2 separate regions of the Homo sapiens genome follow, and region 1 is linked to region 2. Evidence: chromatin loops called from intact Hi-C (ENCODE). Cell type or tissue: A673. All regions are shown on one strand. Links, peaks and the distances in the headings refer to the core of each region. The heading gives the core; the rest is flanking DNA.

Region 1 (2,500 bases), core at 1-2,500, 1.1 Mb after region 2:
TATTCATCATTGCAATCAGTCTTTTATTCTGTGGGGTCTTTATCAACTACAAATTGTTGTTTTTCTTGTAACAAAACCTTGATAAACTATTGTCATGTTTAATTTTACTGAATTTTATTGGTGATATATAAATTGATTCGTGTACTTTAAATATTCAGAAAATGCCATTCCAATCTAGAAAACTACACAGTAAGATTAAAGACGAATGTCCTCCTCTTCGGTAGGAGAACATGAATTTTCAAGGCAATGAACATAGATTGTTATTGCTTATTTTAGTTTTCTTTTTTTACTTTTAAATTAATTTTCTCTTTATGTTACAGAGAAAGCTTTAATAATATTTGTGTTTAGTGGCAAGAGTTTCTCATTAAATGTTGATTTTATAATTTTCTTTCTATATTATTAATTTCCTCTCTCCTTAGAATATAAACTCTCCGAGAGCAGGAATTTTATATATTTTGTCCATGATTTATCACAGCAGATAGACCTGGCTTATACCTTAAACATATTATTAAATGAATTTAATGAACAACTGTGTACACTTGCAAGTAAGAATACATACCTATTGCCTAAAATTTAATAAGAATTCAATTGTAGATTAAAAACAAAAAAATCTTGTCTCAATTCTAGTTTTTATATTTCTCCTCCTCTTATTTAAAAGAGACAAAGATATAATAAGAAAGCAAATGTGGAGGTAATGTCAAAGGCAATACAGAAATTATCATCTATTATGTAATTCTAAGTTATAGAATCAAATGATAGCCAACCAGCAAGAATTCCAATGGTCATTTTACTTTATTTTATACCTTTGCAGACTTTTGAGTAAATATATGTAAATTGGCAATTTTCTCCTTTACCTCTTTTTTCAGAAATCACATAATTAAAATTGCACACACACAACACAGCTGCAAGTAAGTTGCAAGAAATGTTGGAATTCATTTTTTTCCTCTTTCCTCAGATAATACCCAAGTTATTTTCATAGACATCTGTAACCTTCACTCATCTGGAGAAGAGTTATCAGAAAATTTCAACTTCAAGAAAGCACTTCAGTTTATTTTTTTTTGATAATTTGCCCATAATTTTTTCATAGAGTAAGAAAAGGAATACTTCTGGATTTTCTTTTTTTTTTTTTTCCCAATTGCTAGTCCCTTTTGGTGTCCAGGCAAAAATGATTGAGTCTTTGCCATCCAGAGGAAAACAAGATATTTTATGAGCAAAGAATACCTGACTTTGCTTATCTGATGCACAGTTTCCCTCGTCATAGTTCAGATCTAAAATTTAAAATGGAAAGTTATACAAGGTATAGTTAAAAATACCTACTCCCTTGTCTCAGTCTAAGAATAGAATTGTGGCGTCTTGAAAATTAGTCATAAATTGTTTGTCATATGGAAATTTTTATACATATCTATCTTATCACAGTAACAGTCCTGGTTTCAAGTTATTAAATTATTTTTTCCTTCAGAACACACTGAGGAGTTCCTTTTATTTATTTTTTCCTAAAATATCCAGACATGTTTAATGCAACCCAGCTCCTGAGGGATTGAGGAGGAGGACCATTTCTATATGCTTCATAGTGTCTACAGCAAAACAAGCAAACCAACAAAGACAAAAGATGTTGAAAGGTGCTCACACACATAAAAATGTTCACATTATTAAAACATGAATACTTCCTGCCTTTTCAGTTAAACTTTGTTAAAGTAAATTACTTTACCAGAATTTCAATTGTCTATGTGTAAAGAATTACAAATAAAACATGGTTAAAACTCTTGGACAGTTACTTCATGACTTTAGCATATAAACCAAGTTATTGCCCATTTAGAAACCTTCCATTAAATTGGTACTAAAGAGTTTTCATGCCAATAAGTTAACTAGTTCAAGCCTATATTTTATTTAAGGAAGTAAAGTGCGCTGAAGACATTTCTAACTCAAAACCTGGTAACTGTTAAGATAAAACAAGAATTTAAAATGTCCCTATGGCTGGTATATTTTAAGATTCATTACCTTTAGTCAACATAATCTATATAAAATTGTCAAGTGAAAAAACATTAGGTTAAGTTTCAAAGAACCCAGACTGATAAATAAGGACCCATGTTTCAAATACCACCTCTGCCAGAAATAGACCAATTTGGGTAAATCGCTTTGCTTGCTAGGACTTCAGGAGGTTAGTCTTTAAAATAAGAGATTGACTTTGTAGGATATGTAAAAATAATTTACCCTCTAATCTTTTGACTTCTTAGCTGAGACCCTTGTAACAAAAGACAGATTAACAAGAACAAAAAAACAAACGGAAGTTTATTAACATGTATACATACTTCATGTATACGTGAAAAAGACCCAAGAGAAAAACTGAGTAAATCTGAAAGAGATGCTTAAAACTCTGGCATATAGAGCATCTTCAACAAAGAACAATATACTTTTAGAGAAGTGACAAGACAAAGGAAAAGGACCCGAGTCACCAAAGGAGCAAATTGTTGTGGGCTAAATAAATGGGAGAACAAACGAT
Region 2 (7,776 bases), core at 2,544-5,043:
ATTGGTCCAAGCAAAAAGGAAGAAAAGGAAGTAGACGGAAGGAAAGATAGTGAACACTTAGGTAGTATTTATGTGCAGGGCACACTTCTAAAGACTACATATAAAATATATTGTAATATTCACAGCAACCCTGTGAGTTAGTTATTAATATAACATTAGGAGAAAACTGGAGGACGGGTATGCATGCATACAGTGGACACTTATCAAACACTCTCTACTCTTTTTTTTTTTATTGCCTTTCTATATGTAGTGAATTCTCAACATTATAAAATGCTCAAGCATCTTGGCTGGGTGCAGTGGCTCAGGCCAGTAATCCCTGCACTTTGGACGGCAGAGGTGGGAGGATCGCTTGAGCCCAGGAGTTCAAGACCGGCCTGGGCAACATAGGGAGACCTTCATCAGTACAAACATTTTTTTTAAAAAATTAGCCGGGCATGGTGGCACATGCCTGTGGTCCCAGCTATTCACGAGGCTGAGGCGGGGGATCACTTGAACCCAGGAGGTCGAGGATGCAGTCAGCCAAGATTGCACCACTGCACTCCTGCCTGGGTGACAGAGAGAGACCCTGTCTCAAAACAAGCAAACAAAATAAAATCATCATCTCTAATATAGAATTAAAACCTCAAGTAAACAGTATGTCTTTCAGTAAAGATGCAGATGTTTCCATGTAAGTCTCAATTTAGATTAACTTAATTCTTTTGGGCTGGCAGTGAGTGCCTGGCCAAGTTCTTGATGCAAATGTGTCCCCAGTTCTGTAATATTTGTAAGAGAAAAGTTGAATTCCTGACATTTGATACTTGGTGATCACAGCCGCAGGGGTGACAGTTTTTTTTTTTTTTTTTTTTTTTTTTTCCGAGACGGAGTCTCACTTTGTCACTCAGGCTGGAGTGCAGTGGCACGATCTGGGCTCATTGCAAGCTCCGCCTCCCGGGTTCACGCCATTCTCCTGCCTCATCCTCCCGAGTAGCTGGGACTACAGGCGCCTGCCACTAAGCCCGGCTAATTTTTTGTATTTTTAGTAGAGACAGGGTTTCACCGTAGCCAGGATGGTCTCGATCTCCTGACCTCGTGATCTGCCTGCCTTGGCCTCCCAAAGTGCTGAGATTACAGGCGTGAGCCACCGCGCTCGGCCGCAGTTTCTTTACTACACAAATTCTGGAATGTGATTATGTCTCTGTAAGGCTTGCCTCCAGAATCTTTTTCCAGACCTCAATGATTCTATGAGTTGGCTAAATCCTTTAATAAATTATTATTCTGCTTAAATTAATCATAATGATTCTGTTGCTTGCAATCAACATCATTATCCAATACTCTCTGTATCAAAATGCAATCACGGACACATGGACATTATGTATTTACATGTATTTATGTGCATGTGTATTGCATATACACAAGCAAAAAGCACTCCCACAGCTTAGTTGAAAGTTAACATTTATTGTTTACCTATGTAATTTCAGACACTCTGCCAGGTCCACCTGGCAGTATAACAATACATTCTCATAGCCTTGTGGGATAAGGTCATTGGCTGCCTTTCCATCCTGCCTTCTTTAGGCTTATAAACAACTGTATAGTAAAATTATTTTAGTGTCGCTCCTATCTGGTAAGAATCCTTAGGGAGGAACCATGCTTCGTATCCTTTGCAATGAAGAAAATAGCATTTCAGAACATTCCAGCCTGCTAAGATAGAAGTAACGCTTTTATTCAAATTAGATTTCTTAACTCACCATTCACTTTTGTTTATTTTGTAATCTGATTTCCAAAATACATTTTACCATTTCACTTTTTTATTTGACTTTCTGAGAAATCTTTAATATGGAATTCATAATATTGTCTGCTTATTTTTGTTCCTATTAAAAATATGTTTTAAAATTACATTTAAAACTATTTGTTTCTGGGTTTGAAACGTACTGTTTCAAGCTGTGTCTTTCTGGTGCAACTAATATGGTTTTCCTGTGGTAATTTTCTTTATCTAGTTTTTTAAAAATTTTCTCTAGCTCACATTCTATCTGATTTTTTTTTATTATACTCTTCCTGAGCTGCTATACTTCCCGTTTGAGGTCTTATGAAATTGGTTGTTTAAGTTTGATGTCATCACAATGTCTTTGCACTATTTTTTTCTATGTTGTCTTCATCTGCCTCTTGTGTTGCCTGCTTCTTTTATTCTTTTTGCAATGTTTTGCATAGATTCTTTGCCTCTTCTTTTTTTATCATTGCTGATTCTTTATTTCCTCTTGAGTCTGTTGTTTGTAGGAAGTGTTGTTTGTGTGGGGGAAGGAGGGTTGTGGGAGTTGGTTAGAGAAGGAGGAATCAGAACTCTACTTCCAGCTTGCAGGAATAATTTTCATGGAGCAGCATTGAGTGTGAGAGGACATTCCTTTAGCATTTCCTTACTCCTGGCCCCCTGTTTGGCAGCACAGCTGCTGATAATGCAGAGTCTCTTTCACTCCCTCCTCCTAAATGAACAGACTGTTTTCTGTAAACATAGCTTACTTGTGGTGTTCCACACTTCTTCATACAATCTGGTTTCAGGGGAAATTCTCACCCTTAGCCCACGCACATTGTTTCTGTTCTTCTAAAGAAGGAATTTTGGGATCTTATTCCTCAGAAGTTTTGCCTTCCTATTGAGAGCTAAAAGCTTTGTCAAAATGTGGAGCCTTATCTTCTATTGCTACCCTATGAGCATTCACTCATTCATGTGGCAAATATTTCTGAGTTAAGTATGCCAAATACTTTGTTAGTTCCTGGGGAACATTTGCCAATATGAAAGTTTATGGACTGTACCCTCAAAACATTTTCATTCTTGTTGAAAAGAGTTATGCACATAAAAATGACAATGCAATAAATTAATTCCAATAATGGAATTATGCACAAAAAGCTGCAAAATAAAAATCAATACCCAAATCTGTCTACATAATGCAAAAGATGCTTCAGTGAATTCATAAAGATATAGATCTGCTATATTTATCGTACTCTGCTATGTGCAGAGGCAGCAGTGACTAAAAGGTCAGCACAATTCCTAGTTGGCTAAAAAAATGACAAAACTTTTAATTGGACAGATTAAGGATAAATAGAAGTTTTCCACAAGCATGATGGAGAATGTTCTGAGCAGTGGGAAGAATGCACAAGGAAGGAAAACTTGAGAAAGTATGGCAAGTTTTTGAAACTATGGAATGGCTAATGGTGGATTAGAAATTCAAGCAATCTTTGTAATAGGAGATGTTGCTAGGCAGATAGGATAGAGTCACATAAGAAAGTGCATTGTAAACTATTACAGCAGTTTGTGTTTTATATCAGAAATGAAGTTGAAAGAATTTTTTATTATAATAAGGGAATGATGCCATCAGATTACTACGTAAGTGAAAACACTCATAAATATGAAGGACAGATTGGAGAAGGTCAAGACCAGAATCAGAATCTTAGGCAGTGTATTTGTATTGACAGACAAAGAATAGGAAAATTCTGAGCTTAGGTAATTGTAATAGGATTTGAGAGAAAGAGACAGAACAGTGGCAACAAAAATGGAAGGATTTTTTTTCTTTCAGCTATTCTGCTCTGTGTTATAAGTAAAGGGCCTCAATCCCTCTCAGGTTTCTGATGGAAACAAATGGATAGATTGTGGTGCTGTTTACCAAGCAGGGGATATGTCTTATAATGCTTTATTTGATGGGAAATGTATTGTAAGGTTTCAAGGTAATTTTAGAAAACCAATTTCTAAAATGTAAGTCTGCATACAGGGGAGCTTTAATCAGGCTTCTATCTTACCCGTCACTATTTCTTAGGTTAAGTGAGTTCTCATTTATGTTTCCTCCACCAATTTATTTTATTGCTCCCTTTGTAGTCTGGCTTCTTCAGCAAGGTTTATATTATTGTCTCTTCCATAAAGTTAGATGTTTTTTGATTTGGGCTTGGCATGAAATAAAATCTGGCTCCAATGTTACTTACACTCTAGAGCCAAACAGTATTCGACTAACCCAGTGTCTCTGTCTTATGTTCTATCTCAAATTCCTGATTGATTGAATCAGGTGACTACTCCTGGTTGAGTTAACGTCAGTCCTTGGAGTACATAGGACAGCCCCTTTCAGACTGTAGATAAAGTAGATGTTTTAAAAACAAGGGTATACATGAGGATGGCACCACTGGCATGTATGGTACATAATATTCCAAAACAAAACAAATGGGTAAGAATATTTTAGGTAAATAGATAATGAGCTTAATTTTTAGTATCTTAATTTTAATAAGCCCTTATGTTACCAAAGTAGAAGGGGATATAGTACAACAAGACATTGCAAAAGGTCAGATTCTCTCCAAAGTGGACTCTGAGGTGAAGGTTTGCATGCAGACAAATTATCAGGGAATACCCTTGGGATCAAAATATACTAAGGGGTTGGAGGAAGTAAAGTTATGCAATTGAAGTATTGAACTGAGGTACATTTTCAAAATAGACCTTACCCCATCTCAGGAAAGCTCTGGATTTGGAATGGCTCTTCGGAATTGTCCAATATTGCCAATAATAAGTTAGACCTTTGTATTTCTATATTCAGAAGTTGTTGGAGGCAGGCTTCCCCAGGGAGCAAGTATGACCTGGGACAAAGCAGATTTTTTCTAATGAATGTAATTCTTGGAAAGAATTTAGATGAGAGCTACAACACTCCAAGCAGCTGGGCGAATTAGTTCCTCAGTCCTCAAAGAGGGATCTCAATGGCACAGCCCAGCATCTACTCTAGATACTTATCATTTTTGAGGTTTAAAGATTTAGAGTTGGTAAACAGGATCATGTAGACAGTAGGTGAAACCATAAATTGAAATTATAGATGGAGATAATATACATTGAACACCTAGGATCAGAGAGGTCTGGGTAGCTCCAACATCAAAAGAGCGAAAGAAGAGTAACAAATACTGAGAAGGAACCAAAGTGGGTAAATCAAGAGACTGTACAGGTACCAGATGTCAAGTGCTATGGTCTGAATGTGTCTCCCAAAATTCATGTGTTGCAAACTTAATAGCCAATGCAACAACGTTGGGAGGTGAAACCTCTTTTAGGAGGTGTTTGGTTTATCAGATCTCAGCCATGTGAAGATACAGCGTAACTCCCTGCAGAGGGAGCAGCTTTCAAATTGCTATCTTGGAAGCAGAGCTGCTATCACCAGACACCAAACTTGTCAGCACCTTGATCTTTGACTTCCCAGCCTTTAGAACCACGAGAAAATAAGGCTCATTTCTTTATAAATTACCCAGTCTCCGTTTTTTGTTTGTTTGCTTCTTTTTTGTTTTTGTTTTTGTTATAGCAGTACAAGCAAACAAAGGCATGAAGTAAAGAGAGGGAAAAAACCCACAACACTAAGACTTAAAGGAACAAACCAGAATACTTTTCCTGGACCCTGCCCTCACATTCCTGACTCCATGACTATATTGATGTTTCTCAAGAACATGCTGAAAGCTTTCTCTATATCTCTACTTGTTAATATCCAATTATTCTTTGTCAATTCATTCAAATGTTATCTTTTTATGGAATCATCTCTAATCATTTTAACAAAATGGTGATATGCCTCTTTTCAAACTATCAACAATATTATTTTCTCATTCTCAATACTCTTTATTTTTTGGTTTTCTATTATATTTAGTTCTTTTATTTTGTCACTTCTCATCTGAGGTTGAAAACTTTTTGATGACCTGAGGCTAATATGCGTATTACCTTGAAATCTACTGCAGAGTCTTGCAGAATTCTCCCATACTTAGCAGGTATTTAGTATGTTTGTGTTACGATGTGAGGGAAAGAGAGTAAAATGGTCTTTCAGAGAGCCTGAGGGTGGGTAGTAAGAAAGTTAGGTGGTGCTAACAAAACTGTCCTACTGGAGTTTATAATGAGGACTGCTTCTGCTAGTTGTGTTGATTTTTGCATGAGCAGTGTGAGAAAACAACATTTTAGTAAGATTAGCTATGGTTTATTGGTTTACAAGCTTCTAACGTAAATGATTAGGTTTTCATCGAATTAACTGCTTATAAATGTCATAAATGGCTTGTTTTAGCATCAGTAGATGGAGCCTCACTTTGAGACAAAATTGCCAAGCTTATTCAGTCACAAGGTATCTTCAGTATTTTATAATTTCCCATGTATAGAATGGGAATTTCAAGTTAAATGTTAGACTTGGTTTTAAAATGTTTCCTCTTACTATGTTATTTTATAATAGAAGATATTTTAAGATCATCATAGGAAAACTGGCAACAATGCCATGGGAAATATGATTCATTTTTCTTTTTTTATTTCACCTTAACAATTTCCAAATACAGTATTTAATTCCGGCTCTGATTTTAGTAAGCTCTTAGCTAAAACTCAGGTTTTACAGGTTTCTTACATGGTTTTATTCCTAATTTAAATGACGAGTAAATATTTGTTAGGCTTTGATTTTCGTAGGTCAGCAACTTTATCAATCATGTTTTCAAAATAATTTATCAAACATAAAAGTAAATACTACTGAAATAATTTTAAATGAAACTTTACCCTGAAATATTTTGCATCTTTCATTTCTCTAGTGCCAACTAATAAATAATTATAACTTTTAAATCTTTTAAAATAATATCTTCACTAGCTTGATATGGTAGAACATTTTTCCTTGTGATATACTGTAAGTTAGGAAGGCCTCCTGTTTCTTTAGAAACCTAATTACTTTGAATGAAATCTCATAATGTAGAGCCTAAATTGTTACATAAAATTAAGATAAAATTCTAAGAGACAATGTTGCCTAAGAAAAATCATGAACGGTGATAAAATTATATGTTCAAAGTATTTTTACTTGAAGGCCATACATAAAAAACTGTGATGCCTAAAGATAGGAAATGTTAATCTAGCAAAGGGAAATGTGAGATGATACGAAAAGGCATTGGAAAGGCCCAGAGCAGGGCAGTATTTGAAATGGTCAAGAATCACTTGGGAACCAAATAAAAATGTACCTTACTTGTCATCATTCCCAGATATCCTGAGTCAGATTTGGGGACAAAGATGCTTTTAGCAAACATCTCTGGCAATTCTGCTAGATATAGTAACTGTATATTACCAGTATGTATTATTTTAGACCTTTTCAAGATGTATTCAATTTCACTTGTCACTTCTTATATTCAGTAAATACTAAGTTAAGAAAAGTTGATTAACTTTTAATAGACATACATTTGGATTAATGACTTCTTTGGTTAAAAGCACTCCACAAAAATATAGTTACAAGTAACTAAAATAAAGTGAAATATTTCTTTTTCTCATCTGAGAATTTCATATGTTATTACATTTTGTTAAGGTTTGTTTTTGCTTGCTTGTTTGTTTTTATAAAGAATAGAGAACAGAGTTTGACTTGGACTTGTGCAATAATAAACCAAAGTGTAAACATCGAGGCTATTAAATAATCTAAATAATGAAATAATGGAAAACAGTATACAGATTTTGCATGATGACAAAAGAAATCCATATACAGATCTGGATAGCTGAGACAGTCTACATGACTTTTTCTATGTTCATACGAATCACTAGAGGGCATCGTATGCTATACTTTTTAACAATTACATATCACAGAACTGTTTGTAGATACAGAGGAGTATCTACCTACCTAGTGACATCTTAAGGCTTTTCTCTTTAATTTTTGTAAAACTCAAGTAGACATGGCTATTATTCCCTGAAAGTCATGCACACAATCATAAAAATATAAAATCTAGAAAGTAATAAAAAATGGACTCATTTTTATTTTTTTTAATCTCTCAAACATTTGCATCAATGACTGGAGGGTAGCACAA

Evidence for each region. A loop is a pair of places that touch in the nucleus more often than their neighbours do. Peaks named below come from ENCODE experiments on the same cell type or tissue, not always from the same donor. Only the 100,000 strongest peaks of a DNase experiment are listed, where the experiment ranks them.
Region 1: a loop joins it to region 2, with 10 times the contacts of the local background. A loop is called at or near these places in 3 of 110 quality-filtered maps.

What each region holds. Positions count from the first base shown.
Region 1 is chr4:65,581,105-65,583,604 of GRCh38, reverse strand. All of the region lies in intron 3 of EPHA5 (EPH receptor A5), which reads left to right. Among named protein-coding and RNA genes, the nearest start is that of EPHA5-AS1, 88 kb to the left of the region's middle. In A673, for the core only: no CTCF peak of the experiment used is centred there; no DNase peak of the experiment used is centred there.
Region 2 is chr4:66,688,617-66,696,392 of GRCh38, reverse strand. No RefSeq gene overlaps it. Among named protein-coding and RNA genes, the nearest start is that of MIR1269A, 420 kb to the right of the region's middle. In A673, for the core only: no CTCF peak of the experiment used is centred there; no DNase peak of the experiment used is centred there.